2 separate regions of the Mus musculus genome follow, and region 1 is linked to region 2. Evidence: chromatin loops called from intact Hi-C (ENCODE). Cell type or tissue: left cerebral cortex. All regions are shown on one strand. Each heading gives the region's core, and the rest is flanking DNA. Links, peaks and the distances in the headings are about the cores only.

Evidence for each region. Peaks named below come from ENCODE experiments on the same cell type or tissue, not always from the same donor. Only the 100,000 strongest peaks of a DNase experiment are listed, where the experiment ranks them.
Region 1: it touches region 2 in a loop (2.8-fold over the local background); 4 of 42 quality-filtered maps call a loop at or near these places.

The regions. Positions count from the first base shown.
Region 1 is chr16:78,618,573-78,633,905 of GRCm38, reverse strand. Gm24861 (a small nuclear RNA gene) reads right to left here and starts at 9,159; the gene lies at 9,053-9,159. In left cerebral cortex, for the core only: a CTCF peak has its summit at 6,869 (motif pointing right); a DNase peak (open chromatin) is centred at 6,908.
Region 2 is chr16:78,523,784-78,539,116 of GRCm38, reverse strand. No RefSeq gene overlaps it. Among named protein-coding and RNA genes, the nearest start is that of 4930478L05Rik, 29 kb to the left of the region's middle. In left cerebral cortex, for the core only: no CTCF peak of the experiment used is centred there; a DNase peak (open chromatin) is centred at 4,986.

The sequences.
Region 1 (15,333 bases), core at 5,495-7,994, 93 kb before region 2:
CCCACCTCCAGCCATCACCTATCACCGCTAGCTTCCTCAGGCACAAGCTAACTGTGATTCTGGTCTTCCTTGAAGAAGACCCAAGCACACCTAGGGACCAAACCAGTAAGCAACATTCCTCCGTGGTCACTGCCTCCTCTGCCGCCTCCAGTTTCCTGCTTTGGCTTCCTTTGATGACAGACAGAAACCTGTAAGCCACAAATGACCTTTCCCTCCGTAAGTTGCTTTGGGCCATGGTGTTTATCACAGCGACAGGGAAACAATCCAGGAGGAAGACTTTTGTTAAAACTCAAAAGCAAGGGAACTCATCATATGTCCTTACGTGGCTGTGAGAAACCTACTTTACTCTTTGAAATTCTATTTTGAAAGTCCATAAAATGAGGCCCCTTCCCAGCACCTACTGCACTAGGCTTTGGTACAAACTAAGTGTTATGAAGCAGAATTGGGCAGCCAGAGAAGCAAAAGTAAGACCACATTACCTCTCCATGGGAACCCACTATGGCTCTAGTAAAAGAACAGCCTCAAAGCTCAGGAACGGGAAAAGTCACTTTCCTTTCCTCATTCCTAACACAGAGCTTACAAGTCCTGTGATGGCTTGAGTGAGAAAGGCTCATCATATATTTCAGGCTTGGTCCCCAGCTGATGGACTTTTTGAGAAGGATTAGGAGGTGTGTCCTTCTTACAGGAGGTGAGCTGCTGGGGGTGGACTTTAAGGTTTCAAAAGCTCTCTCTCTCTCTCTCTCTCTCTCTCTCTCTCTCTCTCTCTCTCTCCCTCCCTCCCTCCCTCCCTCCCTCCCTCCCTCCCTCTCTCCCTCCCACCCTCTCTCTTCTCCTGCCAGCTTCCTTTAATAAAAGTTACCTCGGTCGTAGTATCTCTGCATGCCAATAGAACCATAACTACTTGATGTATTGCTTTCTGATTTCTCAAAATAACAACAGTATTAACTTACCACATAAATATAGTCTTAACATACCACACTAGCAACCTGCTGTTAGAAGCATGCATAATTGTAAAGTACCTTGATTAATAATCCTAACAGTCTTCTCACCCGAGTTAGTATGAGTGAGTTTCAGGTTGGACCATCCTGAGCGTCTCTTCTGATTCCATGCCTCATGTGACTCATGTGACTCGTGTGACTCATGTGCTGCTTGCTTTGAAGCCATTGGAGCCCCAGCAAGTAATTCCAGGCTGTGCAGCAGTCTAGTCCCCCTGCCACCACATTGAAAGTCACAGAGCAAATTCCCTGTGGAATGCTCTTTCTCCAACAGGGGATATGAGACATCAGTGAGGTAGCCTGTAACTTGCCCTCAAACCCTCTATCCAATGGGGTTATCCTAAGGCATGAACTCTCTTTAGGGCCACATGGCAGTGACCCACAAACAGAGCATGTTGAACTGCCTTCTGTCCTTCCCTGTCTCTCTTCGCCTTTCATCTACTGTGCCAGCACCAGCCTGTATATCCTAATTAAGAATGATCATTTAAATCTTATATAAGACTCTTTGTTACGAAATGTGAATGAAAAATAAAAACACGTCATAATTCATATTTCCTTTTATTCTAAACTGAATTCAGATAATCAACTTACTTTTTTAAAAAATATATAAACTCTGAGTTTGTTCTGTGATAATTTTGTATAGTAAAAGTCTATCATGCACTATGATGAATTAAGACACTTATAACCTACTCAGAGTACCACCCTAGCCCAAAAATACCGTTCCTTGCCCAGGCTTGCACTACAGATTCTCAACTGGTCTTCCTGATTCCACCCTTTGCCTCGTCAGCACATTCTCCTCATTGCTGTCAGCATGACCGCAGCAGTTGGGACATGCTAACTACCGTAAACAACCCCTTGTTCCAATGCTTCACACAGCACACATATTATTTAGACAAGCCACACAGTTAGTTCAGTGAAAGACAAAGGTCACTTGGAAGCTTGGTTCAACTGCTTTTGATCTAGTGATTTCTCTACTCTGTGAAATTTGTAGTCACAGCCCAGTCCTCTCTGACCATCACCAGCAAGAGCCTGTCATGGAAGGCTGTACACAAGAGGTTTAGGCATCTGGCCACAAAAGGACATGCATCACCTCGGCCCAGTGCTCCACTTGATGTTTTGCTTCTTGTGTCAGCTTTATGGTGATTTTGGATAAGACTAACATTTAAATTGGTGGCGTTTGGATAAAGTTAATCACCCTCCATAATGAAGGTCAGCTTCTGCCAGATAACCGAAGGCCTTAATAGACTAAAAAGACCAATTGTCTCAAGTAAGATGGAATTCTTCCGAGGATGGTCTTCAGATAACATCTGTATCAGCTTTCTTGTTCTCCAATGACCCAGCTCACATAGAAGATTTAAGACTCATAGTATTTCACAACTATATGGACAAATTCACACACACACACACACACACACACACACACACACACACACACATAGCCACATGACTAATATGCCCCCACTGACTAGAAGTTAGTCATATTAGACATAGCTCCAGGGGAGCTTTGAAACACAAGCCATTCAGACGCATGAAGAGTGACACGCAGTGACACTTAAAGCAGAGCTGACTGCACAGTTTTCCTGTGATGAATCCACCACAGTGTGTTGTCTGATGAATTCTCCTTATGGAACGCACGACCAGCTTCAAGTCTCCTAATACACTAAGCATCTCCTTTTCCCCTCCGTTTTACAGATCCATGCCCCATCACAGTTGGCGGTGACCCTTTTAGCTTTAACAAAAAATCTCTGCTACTTCAGAGACACCACTGAGAGTTAAGACTCCCTCTATATCCACACTGTATTAGTTGCTTTTTCATTGCTGGAGGAAAGATATAAGAGATAAATCCCATCATGGTGAGAAAGACATTATCGGGAAGCACAGACCAAGAAGCTGAAGCCAGCTTGTTCACATTGCACCCAATCAGGAAGCAGAGAGTGGAGGAGTAATTGGTCTCTATTCATTTTCTCCCTTTTATGAAATCTGGGGCCTCAGCCCATTGACTGGTACCATCCACATTTAGGGAAAGTCTTCCCACCTCAATCCAATAAAATCAAGAACAAGTTACACCCTATATACGAAGTCACAAAGTAAAGAGTCCCACTCCAAAGGGGAAGACTGGGGCATAGGAAGGAATTAGTGGACTAAGCAATGAAGAAGGAAGAAGAAGGAAGACCAAAGTGTGGATACTTCAGTCCTTTTAGAAGGGGGAACAAAATACCTACAGGAGGAGATACCGAGACAATGTGAGGAGCAGAGACTGAAGGAAAGGCCATCCAGAGACTGCCCCACCTGGGAATCCATCCTATATACAGTTACCAAACCCAGTCATGATTGTGAATACCAACAAGTGCATGCTGACAGGAGCCTGATATAGCTGTTTCCTGAGAGACAGGCCACAGCCTGATAAATGCAGAGGTGGATGCTTGTAGCCAATTATTGGACTGAGGACAGGGTCCCCAATGGAGGAGTTGGAGAAAGGATTGAAGGAGCAAAAGGGGTTTGCAGCCCCATAGGAGGAGCAACAATATCAACCAACCAGACCTCCCCCAGAGCTCCCAGGGACTAAACCACCAACAAAAGAGTACACATGGAGGGCCCCATGGCTCCAGCTGTAGCAGAGGATGGCCTTGTCGGGCATCAATGGGAGGAGAGGCCCTTGGTTCTGTGAAGGCTCTGTGCCCCAGTGTAGAGGAATGCCAGGGCAGGGAGGCAAGAGTGGGTGGGTGGGTGGGTGGCAGAGCACTCTCATAGAAGCAGGGGGAGTGAAGATAAGATAGGGGTTTTCAGAGAGGAGACCAGGAAAGGGAATAACACTTGAAATGTAAATAAAGAAAATAACTAATAAAAAAAAATTTTTTAAGAAAAGTAAACTACGCCAAACTGATCTCCAGCAGAGCGCAACCACCAAATCCTACAGTTCTGTGCCCAGCATCTGAGGTGACGGGCTTGGGGATTTAGATGCCTGTGACTACAGGGGACATTTCTCACTCATACTGCCACGTGATAGAATTAATTGCACATAAGAGTGACTCTGAGAGACCAGATCTATCACAAGTTTCCAGGCTACTCCCCAACAAGCTGGTACCTGGCACTTGTTTCCAGTTCTAAGGAAACTAGGAAACGGCATTGCTGGGTATCTGGGATGGTGATTCCAGAGACAATGGAGGTGTGGCAGGGCCAATTAGAAGTTCTGACCCCAGACAGAATAAATGGATAAGTGGGAGAAGCCTAGGAGAACTGCCATCAAGGGCAGCTCCCCCCTGATTCCTGGAAGCTGTAGTGTGAGCTTCCGTTCCAGACCACAGTGGGGTAAGATTGCTGAAACCAGAAGCCATTCACTGCTCCTCCTTAAAGGTGTCTAAGCCAGGCTTTCTGTCACACAGACAAGAAAATGACACAGTACTTAGTTTATGCAATGTATTTTTTAAAATCTCTTTCAATTCATCGCTTTCTGAGAGAATTTTTGCTGTGTCTCGGGTCCCTACATATTTTGTAAATGAGGCAATGACCACCCTTTACTATGAAATATCTTTCCAAGTATGTTCCTCCAGCAACTGGTATTAAAAGAGAGAGAGTGTATGTGTATGCTTCTTTATGGAGCAAAGGGTGGGGGTCCTTACTGCCTGTTAGTGAATTTCAGACTTGGCTTAATTCAATGCTTCTCTTCTACATCACAAACCAGTGAGCATACAAATATGCTGTGCTCTGTCATCTGTGCACCCAGAGAATTAGACTATATCACACGTGCTTGTTCTTTTACTATGACAGCTCCATAAGCAATGTTATATTAAAATGCCAATCTATTGGTGGAAAAAAAAAAGAACACTCTTCTGGTGTGTCTGAGAACAGCCACAGTATACTTACATATAATAAATAATAAATCTTTTTTGAAAAAAAGATAGATGTTCATGACTTTATAATTCACGGACTCAAACTTAACGTGGCCTGGCTATAAACCCTAGTAATAAACTGACTGCTAGCGCACCTCCATGCTTCATAATAAAGCAAACCCGTCCCCGTCTCCCTCCTTACAAAATACCTAGGCTATCTCTGTTCTGATAAACATAGAAACTAATGAAGCAGGGAGTCTTTATGAAAAGACTCTCTTTATGAAAGAATAACTCCAAAAGTATGTCAACAGCTACTGTTCATCATCTACGCGAATGGAAAATCAGAAAGTGAAAGAAATAACATGGCTGTTCAACACAAAATGAAAATTTATATTTCAAATAAATGACAGGTCGGATTGATATTTATTACACTGCGTGGGAACTTATTTTTACTTGTAAGTCACAGAAACTCTTCTCAAACGAGATACTGAAAGCCAAGATGCTTGTACTGCAGAAGTGGGCTGGCTGAAACCTGGACCAGGAGCAACAGAAAGCACCAGAGATATAGGGCTATGAGGCCCAAAGAGCCATGGTCAGAATAGGATAACAAAAAGCGTGAAAGCTGGCAGCAAGAGTGTCCCTCTCCCCCTCACTTCTTGCCACGTGCTTAGTGGCAGAATTGTGTAAACGTGGTGTGATAGGTGTTTTACCCTAAGAACTGCTTCAGAAATGGAGCGTTTTCTCTCTAATTCTTTACCCCATCTGGCTTTTGTGGGATGGCTGACATCTCTGTAGTACAAGGCTAGGATGAACGTTGCCATGGCTCCAGGTATTCCTGATGCCCCAACCTTTGGGGCTTCTATGAATGTACCTGCTAGCCCAGGTCCCCAAAACTGCTAGAGCAAACTGGTTGGTGTTCTCACAAGTCCTATTTGACACCTCTCTTCTGGGCTCATCTGTTCAGTCAATTTCTCGCTTTTATCCCCTGTCTTAAACACTCAGGTTTCTGCTTCCTGAGGGATGGGGGAGAAACAGGTCGTGTTAAGTAAATATGTGTGGTGGTTTGGATGAAAAATTATCACCTCCCTGAGTTTCAGGCATTTCAAACATCAGTCCCTAGTTGGTAGTGAGAACTTTTAGGAGGTGGGGACTTGACGGAGGAAGGTGAGCCGAACTTTGAGAGGTCGGAGCCTAGCTCCACACACAGTTTTATCCTTGTACTTCTTGTTCGCATTTGAAAACTTGGTCTCTCAGAGTTCTGCATAGGCAGCCTGCTGCTGTCCCTCACCTACCACCATGCATTCTAGAAGCACAAACTCAAATAAACTCTTGCTTCTTGCCTTGGTCACGGCTTTTTGACACAGCATCAGAAAAGTAATTAAAACAGGACTCTACCACCACGAAGCTACATCTCTATCCATTTATATTTTATACCAACCTACAACTAAATGACACTTAAGTCATTAGGAGTTATTGGCGTGAGGACAGGAAAGGAGCTGGACAGGTCACTGACTAAATCAAGACTCCAGTGGTGGCATCTGGAGGTGACAAATAAAGACGAAGCCATCAGAGCTTTTTTCTAAGAGTCAAATAAAGGGACAGAGTTCAAAAGAAATGGTGCCACTCATTAATGTTTTCTGTGGTGGAAAGGAGATGGGAGAAAACTGAAGACATTTCCTCCCATTTAATGAAGGAGTTTCAGTCTGCTAATTGGAATTAATAAATTAGTCATCCCTCAAATGAATTCTTCAACAAAGGCCAAAGTAAGTGAGTAATTGACTCTTTCACATTTGTGTGCAGTGAATATTATCAACTGGGCACATTGATTCTCCAGGTGTTTTCATTGTGACATACAGTGTCTACTTAAAGACTCTTCATGCAGTCAATACTGTATTTTATAGAAATCTGAAATTCTACTCCCTATAATTTCGCTCATGTGGAAAATGCATCCAGATTTCCAAAAGTAGAAAGAAATTATGGGAACATGTCCAAGTGCTAGACTTCTTAAAACGTGAGATAGATTTTAATTTTTAGTTCTTGAGTTGTGTCCACTAGAAGGCAGCAAAATTTTTCAGAAGAACATTGCACTTACTAGAGAGAGAAGTTATGAGGAAACCTGGATTGCTACTTGCTGATACACACAAAAGCATATTAGAGCCCCAGATAGCCACAGTGTGGGGAAATAGCTGGGGGTGGGGAGGGGGAATGCAGCAGAGACATGTCTCAGCAGTTAAAGATGCTTCCACTAAGCCTCATAGCCTGAGTTCAATACCCAGAACACACACGGTAGAAAGACTTCTATATGTTGCCCTCTGTGTCAGTGTGCAACCCACTCACAAATAAGCAAATATATAAATAAATAAATAAATGTTTAAAGCTTAAGACTTGGAATATTTGCTTCTTAAGACTAGAATATTCATGACTATCCTATTTCTTTTTATAGAATTTCAATGAAAATTATTATAGAGCATTTTACTTCAAAGCTTCAATGACAAGCTTTATTTTAGCTGAATATCCAGTTAACTTATAATTTCTCCATTTGATGCACATGATCTAAGCACTTCGCACAGCCAAATGCTTGACCTGACAATTGTTCCTTTATTGGCATGACAAAAGCCTGCCCACCTCACTGTGCCCGATGCATCTCTGTGTCTTTCTGGCTTCTTCAGAGAAGCAGCAGCAGAATCTTCAAAGTCTTTCTATCTCTCTCTCTCTCTCTGTTTGTGTCTCTCTCTGTCTCTCTGTCTCTGTCTGTCTCTGTCTCTCTCTCTCTCTCTCTCACACACACACACACACACAAACACACACACATATTCTCTTGTGTGTGTGTGTGTGTGTGTGTGTGTGTGTGTGTCTGTGAACATTTGTGCCCCCTGGGGAGTCAAGTCCAGAGGTCAAAGGACAATTTACAGGATTCTGTTATCTACCTCTACCATGTGGGTTGTGGGGATCAAACTTATGTCATCAGACTTGGTGGCAGGTATCAGTCAGTCCCTCCTTAGCCACCTCACCAGGTTCAGTCATGCACCATTTATGAAAAATTTTTGTGGTCTCTAGAGAAAATGGATATGTCTTTTACCTTAAACCCAATCAAGCCTGGCAAAAGAAAGGTCCTGGTTAGTTGACAGTTTACCATCTGGTTTCAGATGTAGAATACAGTCTTCATGTAGCATCTCCCCTGTCTAGCCACACACAATAGCACGTAAGGCATCCTTTAACTCAAAACTCTCATGATAATACATGGATTAATTTAGCCAGAAGGTATCTGCCCTACAAAATAAAATTTTCACGCATTCCTCCACACAGTTTGTTAATAATTTTAGGCTAAGTATAGGCAATACGTGGCACAGTGAGCCATTCTAATATTAACTCAATATTTTCCTCAATACTTCTGTGATGAAAATACTCAGACACAGAAGATAAAAACCACACTTAATTAGGATTTGGTGTAGGATGTTTTATCTGCCTTCACTTCTATCCATTTTCTCTATTCTTTCAGTTAAAAAACACACTTACTGTTTTATGGTATGTTAGCGAGATCATCTGCTCCTAGCAGAGCAGTTCCTCTGTCTGATCTTGGGCATGCACAGTGTTCTAATTAATGTCCACTCTTAGACACTGTCTTGCTGAAGCAGTTATCACCATTGTTCTCCAAAGTGCCACCTGCCACTTGCTGGTGTTCCAGGACCTCTGCATCCCATGAGAACTCTTGCTTTGTGTCTGCACTATATTTAGGTAAGAAAACACTTACTGCCCTCACATATGAATTGGAAGAAAAGCTAAGGAGTGGGCAAAAGTGAGAGACACCCCTCCAAGAAGTAATAGAGATGTTGTGTTTGCTGGCCTGAAGGAACAATTTTTGCCTTGGGTCTGAAGCTCATGAGCTGAATATCACGCTCAATACCAAGTGGGCAATATTATCACATGTCTTACTTTTAAGTATGAATAGTACAGTCCAGAAAAGTATCAAGAGAAAATTACTTTCTTTTTTTATTTATTATTTTTTTAATTAGGTATTTTCCGCATTTACATTTCTAATGCTATCTCAAAAGTCCCCCATACCCTCTCCCCCACTCCCCTACCCACCCACTCCCACTTTTTGGCCCTGGCGTTCCCCTGTACTGGGGCATATAAAGTTTGCAAGTCCAAAGGGCCTCTCTTTCCAGTGATGGCCGACTAGGCCATCTTTTGATACATATGCAGCTAGAGTCAAGAGCTCCGGGGTACAAAAATATGGAACGCTTCATGAATTCGCATGTCATCCTTGCGCAGGGGCCATGCTAATCTTCTCTGTATCGTTCCAATTTTAGTATATGTGCTGCCGAAGCGAGCACGAAAGTTACTTTCTAAAACATTTGTAGGATGTATTAATGACAAATCCAGAATGCCAGCTCCATCAAAGGTATGTTTTCCTTCACTTCAGATAATTTAATGTGTCTGTGATCTCTGATTTCTCAGCTGAAGTATCTTGAGCAGAGATAACTCCTGCTTTTTACAAACTGGTCTCAATAAATGTAAGAATTTGCAGTCATCTTTTATGTGAGACGACCATCTTGCCCAGATATGAAGGAAATGATGTATACTCCTGACAACACAGCTCTCTCGTCTCTGGTTCGTGCCTTGGCATACTTCCTACCATTATCTTATTGATTCAGTGTGGCGCGGACCCAGTCAGACTGACATTGAAGGGACAATTTAGCATGAATCAGTCATAGCCTCCTGGTGCTTAGTAAGAAATACATCAAAACCTATATCTTGGTAGATCTTCTTCCCAGTCACGTCAAGGGCCACTGGTGAAATATGATGAGGTTTGTACCACACTTTTCAAAGCCACTTTAAATGTATGTTTTGACCCGAGTACAATACTGATCTCTACAGAAAAGATGGCATGCCTTAACCTGTCAGTCTCACTTTTAGCAATGATAAATAGAGCCTCGCTTCAGTGACTTATAATACCACAAATTCTCTTGAAGATGGTAAATCAGCCATTATCTGTCACTTAAAGAATGTCTTTGGGGATGAAAGTCACGCCACATTATGTGCTATAGTTACAATTCATTTAAATATGGTAATTCTTTGTTTGACACCACCTAATCAAGATCAATACTTCGATGTTTACTATCTATTCTTCCACCTGTGTCAAAACTAACACGTGCAATAGTACATCCAATCACGGATTTAGCAAATATGTAATCAACTTTGACTTTTGCTATTTATGTTTCATGAATAGCTTTAATCAAGGACTCACTGTTCCTAAAAGTCTATTTAAAGTCTCTAACAAAATCATGGAAACACTATGTGGTATGGCTAATATGAAATGAGAGTCAAGGACATAACCCATTGTCTTAGCCTGAGTTCACAAGAAAAACACAAGCAGCCATATGGAGATCTCTCTCTCTCTCTCTCTCTCTCTCTCTCATTTAATTCATGAACATCTGGAGATTATATTCCAAGATTTCAGGGCATCCAAAAATATTCGTATCTAAGTCCAGAGATCTAAGAACCAAAAGGGTCAAATGTGTAACAGTTAAATAGGTCAGCAGGCTCAGAACCCAGAGAGGACTTGTGTTTACTCTCATGTGATATTGTTTGAATATTTCCTTCCTTCAAAACTTGATTTGAATTTCATTTGCCACTGCAACAATATTAATTAATGAGTGAGACTGTTAAAAAGATGAATTGATGCTGTTGTCATGTGACTGGGTTATCTTAGAAGAAAGTCTCTCTCCATCATCTACCCCTCTTTTGTCTTCCTTCCCTGTTGGCATTTGCTATGTGTGAGGACATAGTAAGAGAGCCTTTGCAAAATGCCAGCATCTTAATTTTGAATCTCGCAAACTTCTGACCTATGAGAACTAAATCCCTAGTAACTATGAATTACCCTGTCTTGGATCCTGGCTTCTATTTGACAGTACAGAATTGACAATGACAGAATTTGAAGGTGGGAAAAGATTAAGCTCCATCTCAAAGCAATCAAACAGAAGCCCTGGTTACCCGGCCTCTTTGTTTGACGTGGGAGTTCATCTGATTGGATGAGACCTGTTCTTATCAGGCTTGCCGGATTGTGTTAACATCAACTAGAACACCATCACCGTCTGCTGCTGAGGTCAGGCTCATAGGTCAGCATATGTCCTTCTCTAAGCTAGTCTGTACTGTGTGAAACAGTGACTTTCAGACTGTGCCTTGCTCCAAATCCATTGTGCAAGCAACTGTTGACTCTGTTTTCACCAAGGAGGACGACTGGGAACTTGGGTGAACACCATGCAGCAGAGACTGATAAATGACATATTATTCCTGGTTGTAGACAGGGTAGGACCTTATAAGTTTATCAGGGTGAATTGAGTATGTAGGGGCAAAGGGGCAGATTTAAGTTGTATCAAGAAAACCAAGCCCAAGAATTCATTAGATACATTAGTCCAAGAAAATGGTGTTACTCTCTCACTTGGATGCTGTACAATGACAGACACCTTGCACTGTCCCAGCAATGGCCCCTGTGGACCCTTCATCTGACACCTAGCATATGTGTAAGTAACCAGCACACAGAAAACTTCCAATTGTCCTTGGGGCTTCAGCTCAGCTAGATTCCCACTGTTTCAAAGCTGTATACAACTGTCATCTGCCCACTTGAATCTGTTACCCATCCATCTTCACATTCCTTCATCTGGACAAGAGCCTTCTCTTCCAATTCTGCAGTTGGACTCTGCTGTACAGTTCCACCTTCAAACCCTTGAGTCTTAGCAGACTGAAGCTACAGTAGCAATTCTTCCCTGTAGCCTATTCAGGTTTATTATATTTCTGACACAGACTCCACTTGTATTTGTATCAGTTCACTTCTAAAACTTGTTACAACTCTGCTGCAACCTCTTTACCCATTTGTATCCATTCTGTAGCCCCCATCCACATAGAGATACATAGATACAGACATTTGTAGTGTGTGATTGTGATCTAATGGTTGATAAAAGTAATTAAGATTGCCATAACAGAGCCTCTCCTTTTGTCATCCAGATTACTAAGGAAAGTGTAATGGGGGTGTGGATGGCCATCTGGGGGTTCACCAAGCCTGTTCCCTGGCATGGACAAAGAACTGAACATCTGGAAAAGGATGAATGGCAATTTGAATGTCCAGAAAAGACAGAAGACCAAGCCTTGGAGAGAGGGAAAGTAACAGCTTTGTCCCTTGGGAATGAGAAAGGTTGAAAGCTGGAAACACTCTAAAGGAAAGCTGGTTTGGGTCTTTATAGGGCCCCTGGGTCCTCTCCATCTTCCCAATGGTGTTGTTTAGCCACACCCCTATGTCTTCCCACCAGTTCACCTCACAAATTTCCCTAGCACAAGAAGCGACTATCTCAAAGAGTCTGCTTTCGCCTTCCTTGTCTGCCTATGTCCCTCTAACTTTCCTGCACATTAAAAGTGATGACTATTGAACTCAAGACCCAATACATGCTAAACATGTACCCTTCCACTGAGCTACATCATCAGCCCCTACATTTATTTTTAATGAATTAAATAACAACTGCCAGTGGTAAGTCTAATAACAGGTTAAACATTAAGTTAGAAATAAGAATAACTAATGATACATATAATATTTATAATATATCATATAATAAAATAACAACATAATATGATAATAAGCAATATAAAAAGTCTATGATTCTACAAATGACAAATTGGGGTACTTTAAATCCATCATTGAAAGATTTCCTTTTTTTAAGATTTATTTATTACTAAGGTTCCTCCTTAGGTCACAAACTTCCTTCTTCCTAGATAATGGTAAATTTCTGTGTAGGGCAGTGACTTAGCTATCCATGCCCAGGGTCGGATCAAAGACTGCCTAGAGTGTAACTTAGCTATATGTCAAAAAAAAATCAATCCTTAGGAGCACCTATAATAAAGCAATATTAAGAGAAAGCACACAGGTCTATTTACCACTAAAGCAAGGACACTGGAGCATTCGTTATACCGGATGCCACAGTTTCAGGAGACTAAGTTTCCGTGAACTTTTCTCCTCAGGACAGCGCCCAGGTTTGGGGGGCCTGTCACGACTGTCACTGCTAGAGTGGATGTAGCAGAGAGGGAGAGGTGAGAGATGTGATTCGATTCTGGCTCTGTATAGCAAGAGGATTTCCTAGGAAAAAGAGTATGATGAGGCATGAAACTGTGGGTCTGGCTCTCTCTCTCTCTCTCTCTCTCTCTCTCTCTCTCTCAGGACTTCTGGAAGAATGTCAGATAAGACTTGAGATGAGGAAAGATTTGGTCAGTCCAGTTGCTCAACCATGAATTGTCTAAGTGCACCCTCTCTGTTTCAGTCACTTAGTCACTATGGCCTCCAGGCAGAAGATCCCCTTAGGTGACGATGGCAGACAGGAGCCAGAACTGCTCTCTGTAGTCCCTGATCTCCAGCAAGGTCATTCCAGGAACTCCAGCTGTGGGGCCTGCGGTGGCTGTTCCTGATTGTCAACTTGACTCCATCTGGAAATAACTAAAAACCCAAGCCATCGGGTACAACTGTGGAAGAGTTTTCTTGCGATTGCAATTTAATTGTAATTAAATCACCTACAGTGGCAGACCTACTTTTATTCAAATCTTTTGAGGAGGGATGGATGATACATCTTTAAACTGGGCCACACCTTCCGGTTGTGGCTTGTATAGAGAACATAGAAGAAAGCTTTTGCTCTTTGCCTGCTTGCCCTCATCACTCTGGCCAGTCCCTTCCTTCACTGACATTAGAGCCTCTTTCTTCAGGATTCTGACATCTACTGAAGAGCAACTGAAGTACCCAGCCCTGTGAACAGAACAACTACTAGGTTGCTGGACATCCACTGGGAGACAGCCACTGTTGGATTAGCTGGACCACAGCCTGTAAGTCACTCTAATATGTTTCCATTCTTTATGGAGGGAAAGACTAATTTTATCATTTCTGTCCCTCTGGAGAACCGGGACCAATACAGGGTCCTTTCCCGTCTTGACCAGTTTCTGTCCTGTTCTTATCATAAAGACAAGTCACTATAGCTAAAGGATGTGTAAAGAAAGTGTCATGAAGCCAGAAGAGGCTGAGTGATCTGTAACCTTTTGTCTGTCCCCGATACGTACATACTCTCTGCAGCAACAGAACTGGAGTTCATAGAGCTAGGCTTCCAGTCACAGCAAACAAGAACACTGGCGTGCTCTGTGAAGATTGGTATTATTGTGTGAACTTAGCTTCAAAATACAGAAGTGAAATACAGTTCAAAACTTCCTTGATTTCATCATATATATAAACAATAAATAGAAATAGGTATAGGTTCAATGTGGTTGGTAAAGGTATTGTATAAGATGTCTCCTGAGACACTATACACTGGTCTACTCAACCCCAAAACGGAAACAACAAAAAACAAAGTAACATTTGCACCAAAGTCCCTCTTGCTGAAGCAGTGACTTACTGGGCTAACAGGGCCATACCTGAAGGGTTACTACAGAAGCAGTGATGACTCAGAACCAGGCTGTGTCACATCATCAAAGCCCCGCCCAACGTAGGTGATGACTCACAGAAGCAGCAACCCAGGAACTCTGAATTATCTGTAGTCAAGTTCAGGAATCCCTCTCTGGCCCAGCGGGGCAGAGTCTCCTCCTCCAGCTGTAGTTGGCTAGCGTAATCTTAGGGAAGGGCCCTCTCTTATCTCTCATACATTTCAGGTTTGTCAAATCTGTGTAGTCTAAGCTTCATGAGCCCTGGGGCGGGGTGGGGGCTCTCCTTCCTTCCTTCCTGCAGGGAATGTTCCAATTCAGAGAAAACTGTTACACAGTAAAGGACTAGTAAGAAGTTAAGAATTTGTTTCTTGAAAACGGAAACTATATTGGGTTTCAGAAGCTGAATAAGAGTTCATCCTGATGTAAACTGATCATTGTTCACAGATGGTGAGTTATGGTCACTGAAGAGTTAACATAATTCGCTTTTCTCTTATTTTAGAGTAACAAAATAATCTAATCTTCAAACACTATGTCTATAAAAATAAAATATTGTGAATATGTTATAATTCTATTTGACAGCAAATTTAAGTGTATTCAATGTAATAAGAAAAAGTACTATTCAGCCACGAATATTAAGAAGTGGCATTTCAAAGATAAATTTGTGAAATTGTTTTTTGTCCTCAGTCTAGAAAATAGAGACCAGATGGCTGCAAATATTTGTTACTAAAATGAAAAAAAAAGAAAAGAAAGAAAGAAAGAAAGAAAGAAAGAAAGAAAGAAAGAAAGAAAATCTTTTTACTCCATCCAATTTCAAGGTCTAGAGCAGCTTTTTGTTTCTAAAAATTTATAAGGAGGCACTTGAGGCTGGTAATCAACTATTTTAGTTCATTGTCTTCTCTATTAAATGTATGTTCACACACTTGCAATGTGTTCAATTGAGATTAATGTGTGCTTTTAAGAGCCGTCATTTTATACATTTATAATTCTACTTAATGTTTTTTTTAACTTTTTATTGATTCTTTGTGAGTTTCTCACCATGCACCCCAGTCCCACTTATTTCC
Region 2 (15,333 bases), core at 3,861-6,360:
GAAAATATCTAATAAAAAAATTAAAAAAAAAAGACTTGCCTTGGTCATAGTGTCTGTTCACAGCAGTAAAACCCTAACTAAAATACTCTGTATCCAGTTAGCTGCTTCAACAATTTGAATTTGACTGTTTTGTTTTGTTTGGGGGGGGGGGCTTGTTTTCTTTTGTTTTTCCCCAAGTTGAGCTACTAAGAATAAAACTTTAGAGGGCTGGAGAGATGGCTCTGGTTAAGAGCCCTGACTGTTCTCCCAGAGGACACAGGTTCAAGTCCCAGAGTCCCCAGGGCTGCTAATAACTGAACCTGCAGTTCCCAGCGGATCCAGTACCTTCTTTTGTCCTCCATGGGGGTCAGACACACAGGTGGTGTGCAGATATCTAAGCAAGCAAAATATTCATATACACCAAATAAAAATTTGTAAAAATGAATAAAACACACCTATATTTCAGTTGGCTTTTTAAAAAACATTTGAAATAAGGAAAGAGTGTATTAGTCAAAAATCCTTGTGGTTAGCATAATGAATCAATATTAAATTAGCCTTTTCTCATTCATGATTGAATTTTTATTAGGAGTGAAGAGGTGGCTCGTGGCTAAGAGCACTTGCAAGAGGACCATCTCACTGTCTGTGGTGTGCAATGGAGGCCAGGGGACAGCTTTGTGACGTCAGTTCACCTGCCTCTACCCACTGAGCCATCCCACCTGTCCTTCATCAGTGACTTTTAAAGTCATTTTATGATGCTTATATGGTGATAATTTAAAACTAAGAAAAACAGACAGTTGTGGAAAAGGTCAGAAGTAGATTACACCATAAGTAATATCAAAGAATTGAAACACTGAATGTGTTGCGAAAATGTGAATCACCCTGGGAAGTCTCAGAAATCTAACCCTAAACCCTGTTTAGAGGTGCATGCCTGTGGTCTAACACTCAGGAGGCTAAAGGCTCAGGAACTCAAGGTCACCCTTGGGCTTTCTAACAAGTTGGGAGCCAGACGGCTACATAAGACTGTCTGAAAAATAAATCCTTTAATAATACCTAATATTCTTGAGTGATAGCACTACATCAGGAAAGGAAAGAGATGAAGAGTGGAGTTTGTAAAAGTTGCCAGGAAGTGTACCAGACCACAAGCGAAGTTTTACTGTTTAGCCACACTTAAAAGAAATTCGTCGTGACTTCTCTCAGCCTCAGCTCACTAAGAAGCTCTGTTCTTACTCGGTTGTCCGAACTGCCTCGTTTCAAACTAGCTCTGAAATTGTTCTCCCTTATTTCTTCAGTGACCTGTTAGAACCTAGATGTCTTTACAGGTGTCTTGGAGCCTGGCAAGGACTTCTAAACATAGTGAATAAAAACAAAAACAAAAAACAAAAAACAAACAAACAAAAAAAAAAACCAAGAGGGACCCTGAGGGCAGAGCAACGCCCTTTTTATGTAAATGATACTCTAAATAAGAAGGTGTTCAAAGACTACATGTTTACAGTCTGATCTAAATGCTATCTGAGGTTTTTGCCAGCTTGAAGTTTCAGTTTTATATCACTAAAATTTTGTGGATGTGCTATTTGGGGGATGTGGCATAGGGTACCAAGTTTATCTCTAGATACTTGCTATCCTGACTGCTTTGCATCTGGGTTTTCCCAGCCGCAGCTTTTGAAGCCGTGCTACTGCCTAAGGGGATTCCCATGCCGAGAGAGCATCAGTGTTGCCCGTAGGAACATCCATTATCCTTAGGCATAGAATGAGACATAAGCCACTGGCCTCCCGTATTGCTTGCTATAAATCTGACTGGACATAGCACTTCGTTACTTTTGGCTTGCTTCATTTCCCAGCATTCTACGTGATCTTACAAAACTTAAACTCTTCCCACCTTAATGCAATTAGTAAGACTAATTCTTCAGCCTGCAACAGAAGCTGTGTGACACCTGCCTCTGGTCCAGTCCCCTCCTTAGAAATCTTATGGAATTGTTTTCTAAGAGTAAACTGCTAAGGACCATTGGATTTGTGTAAACTGTGGCTCAGGACTACATGGCTACTTGTTGAGTCAAGTAAAAGTGACAGGAATTTCTAAAGAAGTTAAATCTCCTGGTAGTGTGCATGCCACTTTGACCACTAAAGACGTTCTTGGTTACCAGGAGGGGGGCGTTCGAGACCTGCCACTGTCTTAATTAGGCTTGCTGTTTCCGTGATAAGACAGTATGACCAAAAGCAACTTGGGGAGGACTGGGTTTATCTTATCTTATACTTTAGCTTACATTTTATTGCTTATGGAAGGCAGGGACCTGGGGGCAGGAACTGATACAGAGGACATGGAAGAGGGCTGCTTACTCTCTTGCTCAGTCTGCCTTCTTATAAGACCCAGGACCACCATCCTAGGGATGGCACCACCACAGTGGTCTGGGCTGTCCCTCATCCATCACTAACTTTACGAATACACTACAAGCCAATCTTATAGAGGCATTTTCTCAACTGGGATTCCCTCTTACCACATGACTAGCTTGTGTCAAGATGACCCAAACCACCACATCCATTCATAACTAAACGCATTCAGCATCTATGTACTGAGTTCATGAAAGGGTTGGTCCAAGAAAACCAGTAATGGTCACGGCGAGACAGGCCTGTATTCTTCTTGGTAGTACTAAATGACTACCATCATCGTTAAATGATCAGCAAGTATCACAGTACATCGAGCATCTGTGGAATGGATGAATACGTGAAAAACTTCAGAGGCAGAACCAGGATTGAATGTCTCCTAAGAGTGTGTAAGTAGGTATTCCACAAAATGCCCGAGCCACTCTTCCAGTGACTCAGTAATACAGGTATTAGCTGCATTTCCTGTTGCAGTGATAGACTACCCTTCTTTTAAAAAACAACTCAAGGAAGGAAGGGTTTATTGCACCTCACAGTTTGGGAGGATACAGTCTTCTGTGGTAAGGAAATCATGGAGGCAGGGGGTTAAGGAATCTGGTCACACTGCACCAAGCGTCAAGAAGCAGGGGATGATGAACTTCTATACATGGCTACCTCTCTCCTTTCATCAAAGAATGAGGTCCTGATGCTGGAGCTGTAGGGCAGTGGCAAAATACTTGCTTAGCATGCACAGGAGCCTGGGTTCAAGCCCCAGTAAAAGAGTGTGGGATTTGGCAGGGATTAAGTCCAGGACTTAAACCCAAGGAATGGTGACACTCCTCCTTGTAGGGTATGTCTTCCTGCCTCTGTTAACCTCCTCTGGGTAAACCCTCACAGTTGTACACAGGGAATTGCATATCTGGTCAAGTTGACAGTCAGTCGTATCCATTGCACTATCATTATTTCCACATGGCTTCTCCATTACAGCTCCCTGACTATCTGGGGCCTCTGGGAACTGATACTTTCTCGGCCTCCCAGTTCTCCTCTAAATTGGTGGTGGTTCTCTCTTTTTTTTTTTTTTAATTTTTAAAATTTTTTAAAATTATTTTTTATTTTTGGTTTTTTTGATTTTCGAGACAGGGTGTCTCTGTGTAGCTCTGGCTGTCCTGGAACTCACTCTGTAGACCAGGCTGGCCTCAAACTCAGAAATCCACCTGCCTCTGCCTCTGCCTCTGCCTCTGCCTCTGCCTCTGCCTCTGCCTCTGCCTCTGCCTCTCTGCCTCTGCCCCTCTGCCCCTCTGCCCCTCTGCCCCTCTGCCCCTCTGCCCCTCTGCCCCTCTGCCCCTCTGCCCCTCTGCCCCTCTGCCCCTCTGCCCCTCTGCCCCTCTGCCCGTCTGCCCCTCTGCCCCTCTGCCTCTCTGCCTCTGCCTCTCTGCCTCTCTGCCTCTGCCTCTCTGCCTCTCTGCCTCTCTGCCTCCCAAGTGCTAGGATTAAAGGTGTTCTCTCAATTTCAAGTTTCTGTCAAGCTGAGGCCTCATCCTCAGCTTTCCTCAATCAGTTGAGAAACTGGAGATTTTTAATTCCCAGGGGACACTGATGCTGCCTACACTTACCACCATCCCAGAGTTTGTGGGGAATTGCAGGCTGGTCTCCAGTCGAGCTGAGGTCTGAACCCCAATGATCATAATTCACCTTCATGACACGGTAGGCTTTCCCTCATGCTCCTGGAACTCTGGCCCCTGCCTAAGTTACCACCCACCACAGCCCCCACAAGAGATGCATAGTCAGTAGTCAAGTAAGCAATGGCCCAACCTTCTGACCTTCAGGCTAAACTCCTCCCCAGTTACCTAGCAACAGTGAAGACCATAAAAAGGGGCTGTTAGGCCCCCACCTCACTCTCTTACTCCTTTGTCCCCTTATCTCTCACTTCTCTCTCCCCTTTCTCTTTTTTCTTCTCCTCTTCTCTCACTTCTCTCTTCTCTCTCTCCCCCCCCCCTCTTTCCCCTGCATTTCTATAATAAAGCTCTTAAACCATAGAGAGTCTCTGCTCCATTTAGATCCGCTGCACCACTCTAGACAGTGTTGAGAATCTCTCTTCCCTTATCCCTCTTTCCCATACCCCCGGGGTTACAGGGTGTGGCCCTGGGGCCCCCAGGTCAGGGGCTGCCCCTTATCCACCCCCCCACAGTGTGGGTCAGAGGCTTAAATGCTCACGGGGGCCGTGTGGAAAGCGTCTCGGCAATCCCCCAACGCCTGGGTCCGCCTGCCCAGAGCACAGGAACTCTAGCTGGACATTGGGCCCCTTATCCTCCCCCACTTCTCCCTGGGCCCCCCTTTATTTTGTTCCCACAAAAGTTCTCCTCCCAAAGGGATGTGGCAATCCTGCTCCTTAGCATATCACTGTTGCCTGCAGAACTGCAGAACCAAAGTCGATGCCCTTCCCCTTGATCACGTGAAGCCTTCATCTGACATCCACGTGTTCTCCCTTTCAAATTTTTCAATCAAAGAATTAGGTCAGGATGCTGGAGATGTAGGTCAGTGGCAGAATATTCCACTTAGCATGCACAGGACCCTGATTATTCGATCTCCCAATAAAGGAGTGTGGCGTTTGGCAGACGCAATGCAGAGAGAGTGTGAACTGGAAGTCCAGAAGGTCATCAATTCAAGAGCTGACCATCAGTGCTGGACTGCTTCCAACAATGCTCCTGCCTCCTAAAGGTTCCACAACTTCCCCCAAACAGTGCCAAGGAGAGAGACTGTGTCCAAATACCCAAGTCTGTAAGGTAGATCTCTGAGTCTCACCACATAAGGTATTTTTTTTTAATAATTTAAGTAAAGTTAAACTGATTAAATTGAGCTGCACTGGAACAAATCTGAAATTTGATACATCTGTCTCTCAAGAAGAAAATTCACAAAACCCTTATGCAACAGATGAAATTTCAAGTGTGGGATTTAAAAAATAATAACTTTTAAAGCTACTGCAAATGCCATATGGGAAAAATGAGACTTCTTTAATTTATTCTTTTTTTGCAGATTGATTTATTTTTATGTGTATGAGTGTTTACCACATTGTGACTAGTTCCCACAGAGAACAGAATAGAGCACGGGATCCCTTGGAACTGGACAGTCGTGAGCCACCACGTGGGTGCCGGGAACAGAATTTGGGTCTTCTGCAAGAGTAGCAACTGCTCTTAACTTCTGAGCCATCTCTCCAGCCGGTATTTTTTTTTTTCATGAATATGTGTTTGTGAATTTGTTCATGTGTATGCATATGAGGCGCGGGGAGGGGGGGGGGGCTACACATGGAGGCCAAAGGTCAGCCTTGGGTGTTTTCCTCAGTCGATGTCTTCCTTCTCACCTTGTTTTTGCAGACAGTGTCTCTCGCTGAGCCTGGAGCTCACTGCTTAGCTAGACTCGACAGTTAGCTATGTGGATCTACCTGTCTCAGTCTACTCAGTATGAGATTACAGTCTCGTGCCACCAGACCCTAGATTTTGTATGGGGGCTAGGTAGACAAAATCAGCCCCCAACCAAGCTACTTTACCAACCAAACCATGTTGCCCATTTTATTTTATTTTATTTCCTCCTTTCTTTCTTTTCTTTAATTCTTCTCTTTCTTTCTTTCTTTCCTTCTTTCTTTTCTTCTTCTTCTTCTTCTTCTTCTTCTTCTTCTTCTTCTTCTTCTTCCTCTTCTCTTCCTCCTCCTCCTCCTCCTCCTCCTTCTTCTTCTTCTTCTTCTCTCTCTCTCTGTCTCTCTCTGTCTCTGTCTCTGTCTGTCTCTCTCTCTCTGTCTGTCTCTCTCTCTCTGTCTGTCTCTCTCTCTCTCTGTTTCACAAGCAGGTTTTGTTTGTCCTCTCAGATTATACCAGATACAGGGGGTCTAAGACTGTCCTGAAGGCCCAATCATTATATGCTGATTCTTCGCTGGGAGGGAATTTGGGAAGTCTGTTGCCTAGAATGAAGTAGCTTTATTAGAAAAGTCAGCATAGAGGATATGGAAGATAGCCAAGATGGAGTTCATATGTCCCAAAGTCTATCTGTAGCTTCAAAGCAAAGAACAGACAGTACGGTAAGAGGAGACAACTGAACAATGATAAGGGTGGAAAAGGAAATTCCCATGGGCACGAGAGGGATTGCTACCTGACATTCAGAGGTTTGTCGCTAAGCCTCCTTTGCCACTACTGGGCAACTGTCTGACTCTCTTAAACATTGTTGTCTAACCTGTCAAAAGTGGGAGTGAATGTGATCCTTAAGGATCCAGTGTCCTACAGCTATGATGAATTTTAAGGAAAGTGCAAATGGCAAACCATCCCAGGCCCTGCATGCACAGCAGAATAGAGCTGAGCACCCACAAAGGAAGTGTGGTTTCATTCAAGAGGAAGCTGGAGCCTTTACAAGAAAGCAAACAAAAGACGGCCACATTACCCTGCTTCATAAGCAGAGATGCAACTCTCTGTATATGATTTGAAGGCATTTCAGTTAAAGACAGAAACATGTCTGTAGCTTTAACACCTTGTGACGCTAACACTTTTCTCTGTCAGACAAAACTAATGAAAAAGAATGTTTTTTTCAGGACTATACAAGATGCTGATTCATGAACAGCGCATGCTTTCAAAGCTGACTCACTTTCATCTCAGCAATGCAAAGGCAGCCGGTCGCCTTTAGAAGAACATCCTTTGTTTGAGTCACAGAATTGTCTTTTATTCTGGGCTAATACCATCTCCGCCATCTACCATCCACTGCTCTGTCTGGAAAGGATAATGGCAGGCAGTTGCTTGGATTTTCCTTTTCCTTATTGGCTATTTTTATTTGTCTTGAATCATTTTAGTTTATGATAGTTAATCTTACTTGTTTCTTTGGATGGTTCGATTACGAGATAACTGAGAACTCTGTAAAGCACAAGGCTGGCCATGTCTGGGAAGGCCTTTCTAGAGTTGATTGGCCCAGCTCTTGACATGGGCAGCGCCACCTCTGGGAAGCTGCTTTTTGTCAGTGGACATGGGAAGCAGCAGCCTGGGAGAAACTTAGCAGGAAGATGAAGTAGGATAGGGAGTTACATGCAAGCTCGGGATGTAGATCGAGTCATCTGAACTGATTCTCACGCAGTCCTGGATGGTAGAAGACCACTCATGCTCCCCAAGACTGACAAGGTGAACAACTATATTGCTTGCTGGCTCTCTCGCTGTGGGAGTATTTTTTTGTTCCTTTCAGCCCTGATTAGGTGGCTCTGAAACGAGGAAAGGCAACATCTGGGGCTCCTGCTAAGTTTCTGTCAACTGTTGCTGCCATATTCTGCTTCACACAAACACAGAAAAATGGGTGGAGGAGGTGTGTGTGTGTGTGTGTGTGTGTGTGTGTGTGTGTGCACACCATGGACTGAAAAGCTTCCCGCATTTAAACAGATGCGCAGAGGAGCAGCTGAGCTAGAGAAACGCAGGTCCCTTTTTCCTGTCTCCTTTTCATCTCCATACTTGTGTGAACAAACCATGAGGCTGTAGACCCACAACCTTCAGAACTACAGTGCATTTCATCCATGCATGGAAGGATTCCCTGTCGCAGAGTGATCTCTTCTCAGAAGACAAAATAAGCCAACGTGTGGGTCTGACTCTCATAGCCAGCAACTAGATATGGAGGAGGGTTTTCTAGAGTCTCACGAGCTAGAGCTAAGAATTGATTTGATCTTGTTTTATTTTTATTTTTCTAGAAGAGAACTTTAGTTAAAAATAATAAAATGGGCACAGGTGGCACAGACAATGCTATGAAGAGCCAAGTATGTGGTGGAGAGATGAGGGGGGGGGAGGGAGGAAGAGAGAGGGAGGGAGGGAGAGAGAGAGAATCAGAATGGTTGGTGCACGGTGAAGAGAGGCAGAACTGGAGATGACAAGAGGGTGGTGAGGAACAGCCTAATGTGAGTAGCCTGCAGCGCCACCTGAGACTATGGTAATGGCCCAGTCCATGCCGCTAATGAGGGCCATGTCTGCTTCCCTGGCCTTGGAACAGCAGGAGTCTGTGTGGATGTCCATGGCCCTTGTTACCTTCAAAAGCCATGCAGATGTCCCTGTTCTAGGCTGCCGTTTGGGGCCATGTGGATGTACAAGGGCTTTGAAGAACCTGGCCCTGCTTTTTGAAGCCTGCAACAGTCATGAGAGCTGTTTGTCTCTGGCTGTGTAGTGGTACAGGTGTGGGAGAGATCACACACATACACATACCACCACCACCACCATCCTGCCACCTATTCCTCACTTAAGAATGGAGGTAGACCTGGCCCTGGTACCATGGGTATGGGTGAGTTGGCGCTAAGAACGTTAGAGTGGGAGAGCTGTCCCTACCCCTTGCCAGCTATAGCACTCTGGTAAGCTGGCCACTCCCCTTGCTGGAGCAGCACTAGAGAGCTGGTGGTGTGCGTACAGGAGAACTAGCCCCAATGGCATGGGTGTTGGAGAATTGGTCATGCCCCTTGCAGGCTGCCACAGGCAAGAGATCTGATCCTGCTCTTTGCCTGGGCAAAGAGGGAGAGCTAGCCAGGTAGTATGGGCAGGCACTAGAGAGCTGTTGGGCTGACCAAGTCAGCTACTTCCCAAGCCCAGATCTGAGGTTTTGAGTTTGCTTGCCCCATCATTGACCCCATCTATGGACTGCTGGAGCACATGAAGGGGCCATTCCTGCAGAACCAAAGCTGCAGGAACTCTACGACCCAAGGCAGCAACAGGGATATCGAGAAGAGTCCTGGTGAGGATCCAGTATTGATGGTGTAGCAGAAGCCAGAGGCCTTGAACAAGACCAACAAGTCACTGCAATAAACATTTGGAAGTAAAGCTGTTTGGGAAAAGGGATCTACTGTGGGACACAGTGACACACCAAGTGTCCATGAGGAGATTTTTTTTTTTAATTTTGTGTGTGTGTGTGTGTGTGTGTGTGTGTGTGTGTGTGTTCAGGGAGGTTGCAAGAGCAGAGGGCAGGTATGGAGGGATGGGAAAATGGATGGGATTGGAGTGCATGATGGGAAATTCACAAAGAACCAATCAAAAGTTTTGAAAAAGCATTATTATTATTATTATTATTATTATTATGAAGTCACTGCAGTTTAAAAATAACAATAATCATAAAACAAAACCTTTCAAGAGTAACACAGCATATGTGAGAGCAGAATTGCTCCTGATTGATCTGAAATTGGTCACACCAGTTGGGCAAAGTCTCCTTCAAGTCTACCTCAGTGATTCTCCTTGCAGGCCCCCAACTGCTACCAAGATCCCCTGAGGCAATGCTGAGACACCTGAAGCAGGGAAGTCGCCAATGCCCTGATTCCTCAGTTGCCTAGAACACACTCATGCAGTCTACAGTTTGTTAGTCACAGACATGACCCACACGCTCCATCTCCTGGTTTCTTTTCCAATAGCTTTCATGCATATGCCACCTTCACCTGGACACCTAGACAGCTGCTGCTGCTGCTGCTGCTGCTGCTCCTCCTCCTCCTCCTCCTCCTCTCCCCCTTCCCCTTCTGCTTTTGTCCCATGAGAGCCATTTCTCATTAAATTTCTCTATACTCTGAGGAATCACAGAACAAGCCAGGGGAGAACAGATATCTGGGAACGGAATTAACAGGGCAAACCTTTTAGTGAATCAAGAGGTATCTTAAATGTTATTGTTTATATGGCAGACAATCAGGATAGATTGAGAAGACTTCACAGGAGAATAGAGTAAAGATCTATCCTCCTTACCTCAAAACTCCATTGCCAGAAAAATCCATTACTGTGGAATTTCAACCCGTGTAACCATCTGTAGCTGTTACCTGACGATGGGGTGGTTAGCCTGTTGATTCTAACTGGTTTTTCAAAGTAGGGGAGATATAGCTACTAGTTGGATATTTGGAGATTTGTGTATGATATGTTTGAGATTCCTATAACAGAACTAAAGTGCAATGGTGTGTACAAAAGCCTATGTCCCTCATTTTGCAAGTAATTTTCATTGCAAGAGATCAGACATTTCTATATTTCGTACTGGAACCAATGAGAAGGCTAAACAAGCCGTGCAAGAAACAAACTCAGAGAGAAGCCAAATTCTACCCTCTTCTGTTAATGAATTTGGAATGGGAGCCCGGGTAGACAATTAAGCAGGATCTGAAACTCTTAGGGTAAGTAGCCCTCTTCTTAGTCATTACCACTAACCTGATGCCAATTAGAAGTAAGTGGAGGCTTCATCCAATTACCCTCTCCTAGCTTTCCTGGACTGCTAAAGGACAGAAAGAGAACAAACCGTTCTGCTGAGCAAGAATTCTCATCTGTAAGTGACCTGTGGTTTGATCCCATCTCTGAGGGTTCCGATCTGTCAACCTAACAGTAAAAATACTAGAGATAGTATCAGAAAAATACCCGAAGAAATCCCCCATATGGTCCTGGGACTTCTGTCTTTGTTTGTGGACCTATTCAGTTCTAGAGCTGCTCTTTACTGTAAGGTAGGTGTCCACAGAGGCTTGGAGAGGTGAAAGGCTGTCAGGTCTGGTGCAAACAGGAGGTCTTACCTGGGATGCCTTGACACAGACTGCCAACTCTAGACTTTGATAAGGAGGGTACCCATGAGGGAGAGCAGCAGCAGAGAGAGGTGGGGCCTGTCAGTAGGAAGTCAGTGCCCCAGCAAGCATATACAGAAGAGACAGGGGAGCCAAAGGACGATGGATTGGATAGAAGAAGCTGACCAAGAAGAAAATATATTAAGGATAACAGAATTTGAGCATCTTAACCCATAAGGAGAACTAAAATGAACCTATGTGTCTAGAATGAAAATAATGAGGTAAACACTTACCTGTCTAAATAGATGACACATAATGGGAATGCCCACATACATGATTCCCCTGTATGCCTTTCCACTGAGAGCCAGGGAAACTGACTTCAAAACAAACCAACGAGTAATACCTAGAGCTTAAGTCTTACCTTACTTTCTGCTTTTTATTTTGTTTTGGTTTCTGTTGTGATTGTACATGGGCTTATTTTCTGTGTGTTTAGAGAGTGTATGTGGGCACATCACTCATGTGCATATGTGTGCATTTATATATGTAGGCCATGGTCTACACTGGCTATCTTTGCAGTTCACTACCCCACGTTATATTTTTGAGACAGAATCCCTCACTGAGCCTGGAACTCACCAAGTTGCTAGTTGAGATCTATGGCCAGCATGCTCCAGGAATCTTGCTGTCTCTGCATCCCCAGTGCTGGGACTACGGGAACACTACCAGAATTCACCTTTCTGCATCTAGTCTTCATTATCACATAGCAAGCAGTGTACCAAATGAGACATCTCCCCAGCCTGGTTTGCTTATTTGAAAGAGGGTTCCGTGTAGACCTCAGCCATGCTATATAGGTGAGAATTACCTTAAACTCCTGAACTTCCTGCCTCCATCTGTTCAGTGCTCGGATCACCAGCTCTAGGTTTCTTAAAGCTGAGTCGGAGCTCCTTGGGAGATGGTACAAGCCAGTGAGTCTGGAGCATCTTTGTTCTGGTTGGATTTGTGATGTCTCTGATATTTGTGACCATTGTTACCTCCAAAGAGATGTCAGATCTAAAGTCCATCTATCTACTCTCAGAATCATGAGAAACCAACTTCTTTACATATGTTGAAAAGGTTTCAAATTCTGGCTATACCATTAATGATCCGAAAAACCCACAATGAAAAGGGACACTACACCCAGAACTCCCAGGGACTAAGCCATGAACAAAGGAGTACACATGGCTGCAGCAGCATATGTAGCAGAGGATGGCCTTGTTAGGTATGAAATGGGAGGAGAGGTCCTTGGTCTTATGAAGGCTTAATAGATGCCCCAGTGTAGGGGAATTGAGGGCAGGGAGGTGGGTGGCAGAACACCCTCAGAGAAGCAGCGGGAGAGAGGATGTGATAGGGTGTTTCCGGGAAGGAGGGAAACCAGGAAAGGGGGATAACATTTGAAGTGTAAATTTTAAAAAATCCAATATAAAAAAAGAAAAGAAAAGAAATAATTTAAAAAGAAAAGAAAGGAAAAGAAAAGAAGAGGAAAGAAAAGGGACACTAACTGCTGTATGAAAGGCCATGTTATATGAATTAACTCACTGTCTTATTTAGGGTTTCCATTGCTGTGAAGAGACACCATAACCAAGGCACACTCTCTTATATTGGGACAGCATTTAATTGGGGCTGGTTTACAGTGTCAGAGGTTGAGTCTGTTATCCTCATAGCAGGAAGCATGGCAGCTTCCAGGCATACATGGTGATAGGGAAGGAGCAGAGAGTTCTATCTACATCTTGATTTAACTGCAGCCAGAAGAGGACTATCTTCCAGACAGCTAGGAGGCAGTTTCTCAAAGCCCACCCCCACAGTGATGTACTTCCTCCAACAAGGCCACACCTCCTAATAGTGCAACTCCCTGGGCCCAGCATATTCAATCCACCACATTCCACTCCCTGGCACTAATGGCTTGTTCAAACACATGAGTCTATGGGGTCCATACCAACCATTAGCATAATGCAAAATATATTTAGTACAACTTCAAAAGTCCCCATAGACTTATCAGTTTCAACAATGTTTAAAAATCCAAAGTTCAAAGTCTCTTCTGAGATTCATCCAATCATTTAACTGTAATCCCCTATAAAATCAAAATCAAAAAGCCTCATCACATACCTCAAGCGCCACAGGATATGCATCATCATTCCTAAATGCCATTATCAATGAGGAAATACTGGACAAAAAAAAAAAAAAAAAAAGACTAAAAACCAGCTAGGCAAATCCCAAACTCTGCATCTCTATGTCTGATGTCAACGTGTTCTTCAGATCTCCAACTCCTTTCTGTTTTGTTGACTACAACACAATTCTTTTTCTTTGGCTGGTTCTACTCCCTGATAGTGGTTTTCCTTGGCAGGCATCCCATGGCTCTGACATCTCTAACATTTTGGGGTATCCAAGGCAACTTTAACATTACAGCTTCTTGTTCCAGTGTCTGGAATCCACACACAATCTTCTATGTTCCTCCAAATGGCTTGGGTCACATCTCCAGCTCTGTCCCCTGTATCCCTCTAGGCTCTGGTTGACTCCACTCCACTACTGCTGCTGCTCTTGATGATCAGCCCATGGTAGTGGTATCTCCAACACACTAGGATCTTGTGCTGTAACTAGGTTTCACCAATAGCCTCTCATAGGCTCTCTTCATGGTGCCAAGCCTCAGCTTCTTTGCATGACCCCTTCAGTCCTGGGCCATCAGCTGCAACTGAGACTGCGTCTTCACCAATGGCCTTCCATGGCCTCTCACAGTGCCAAGCCACAGCTGGTCACCATGAACCCTTCATGCCTTCAAAACCAGTACCACCTGGGTGACTCTTACACATTACCAAGTCCAGCTGTAACACAAGGTACAACCTTGGCTATCTCTAGAACACAGCTTCTTTGTGCTCTCAGAAAACACTTCCCAGATTTCATCTCAGTGACACTGGTCTCTCTCTTCCTTATCACCACTAATTTCATAGCTCCAGCTAACCAGCATCCATTGTCCAAAAGAGTCTACTATTCTATGATTCTAAAGCCACAGTTGCATGGCTGAAGCTGCTGAGTTCTGCTGCTTGCTGGAGTTGGAACATGGTCTCCTTGTTCTATCATTATCACCAGCTTTCTGTTTTCCAACTCCTTCACTGCCTAAACTTGACTGTGCTAGACCTAGCTCTGTAGACTGACCTTAAATTCAGAGATCTGCATGCCTCTCTCTCTCTCTCTATCTCCTGAGTTCTGGGATTAGAGGCATGTACCATATGCCTGGACCTAAGCTTTTCTTTACTTGGAACTTGCCTTGAACTCAGAGATCTGCTTGCCTATGTCTTCTGCACTTAAAAGTGTGTAACACCACATCTGGGCCTAAGCTTTTCACAGCTACTGTGCCTCAAGCCTCAGATCATATGGGTCACGGGTGTGCCCTCCGTTTGAGGTTTTGTCTTTTACTGTGTATTGAAATGTTAAGTGCAGCCCCCAAGATGAGAAAGTCTGCATGTAGACTCAAGAGGACTATGTGAACTTGCCCCCAGGTTATTTTTGATTGGTGAATAAAGATGCCACCAGACAATAGTTGGGCAGAAGATATAGACAGGGTTTAGGGTTCCTAGGCTTGGAACCCTAGACCCTGTCAGAGAAGAACCAGGAGGGGAAGAAGGTGAATGAAGAGAGAGAAGCTGCCATGGGTTTGGTAAGCCATAAAATCGTGGCCCTGTGGGCTGGCCAAATGGGGTTTAGTGCAGCCCGATGAAGCATAGTAATAACTCAGGGTTATGGCAAGGAAAGGAGACTCTAATAGCATAGAGGGTAGGTGCCTGCCCAGCTCTTGTGCTGTTTAAAGATTATTGTAAATATAAAGTCTGAGTGTGTCTTTTATCCAGGAATTAAATGATCAAGGTGGTGTAGAAACCCCAGGTCAGGATTAAATAATTTCTACAACACTCTCCATTTCTGGATCTGTAGTTCCTAACAGAGTAAAAGCCCAAATAACCACTTCATAATAATGCCTGACATAATATAACTATCCCTTGTTCAACTGCATATACATAAGCAATACGGTTAGCAGGATAGGATCTGGCCCTGAGGTCACCAGTCCCTTAATCTGTTTATCGACTTGAGTACAGCTCCATACCATTTCCTGGTGCCCCTTTAATACTTGAACCAAAGAGTTTGCATTTTTCCTTCCTAAGATTGCTGCTATGCTTGATGAAAATGTTCGTCATGAGAATAAAGCAGAGGACAGAGTCTATGCTGGGCCCTTTTGAGTCTTCCTTTGTCGATATAATTACTATAAATCTCTTCGCCTTAGCCTCAGGCAGACTCTTTGGACAAGGGCAAAAAACATCAATATTCTTCAGCAAAAAATCATAAGAATGATCTCCAGGCCATATACTAAATTCTCTCTCTTCTGAAACCCCTTGAGCAAGAGCTGTACAGTTTGAATCACCTCCAGTACCAACATCTTTCATTTCCTACTAGGATGGCCCATTAACCCCCAC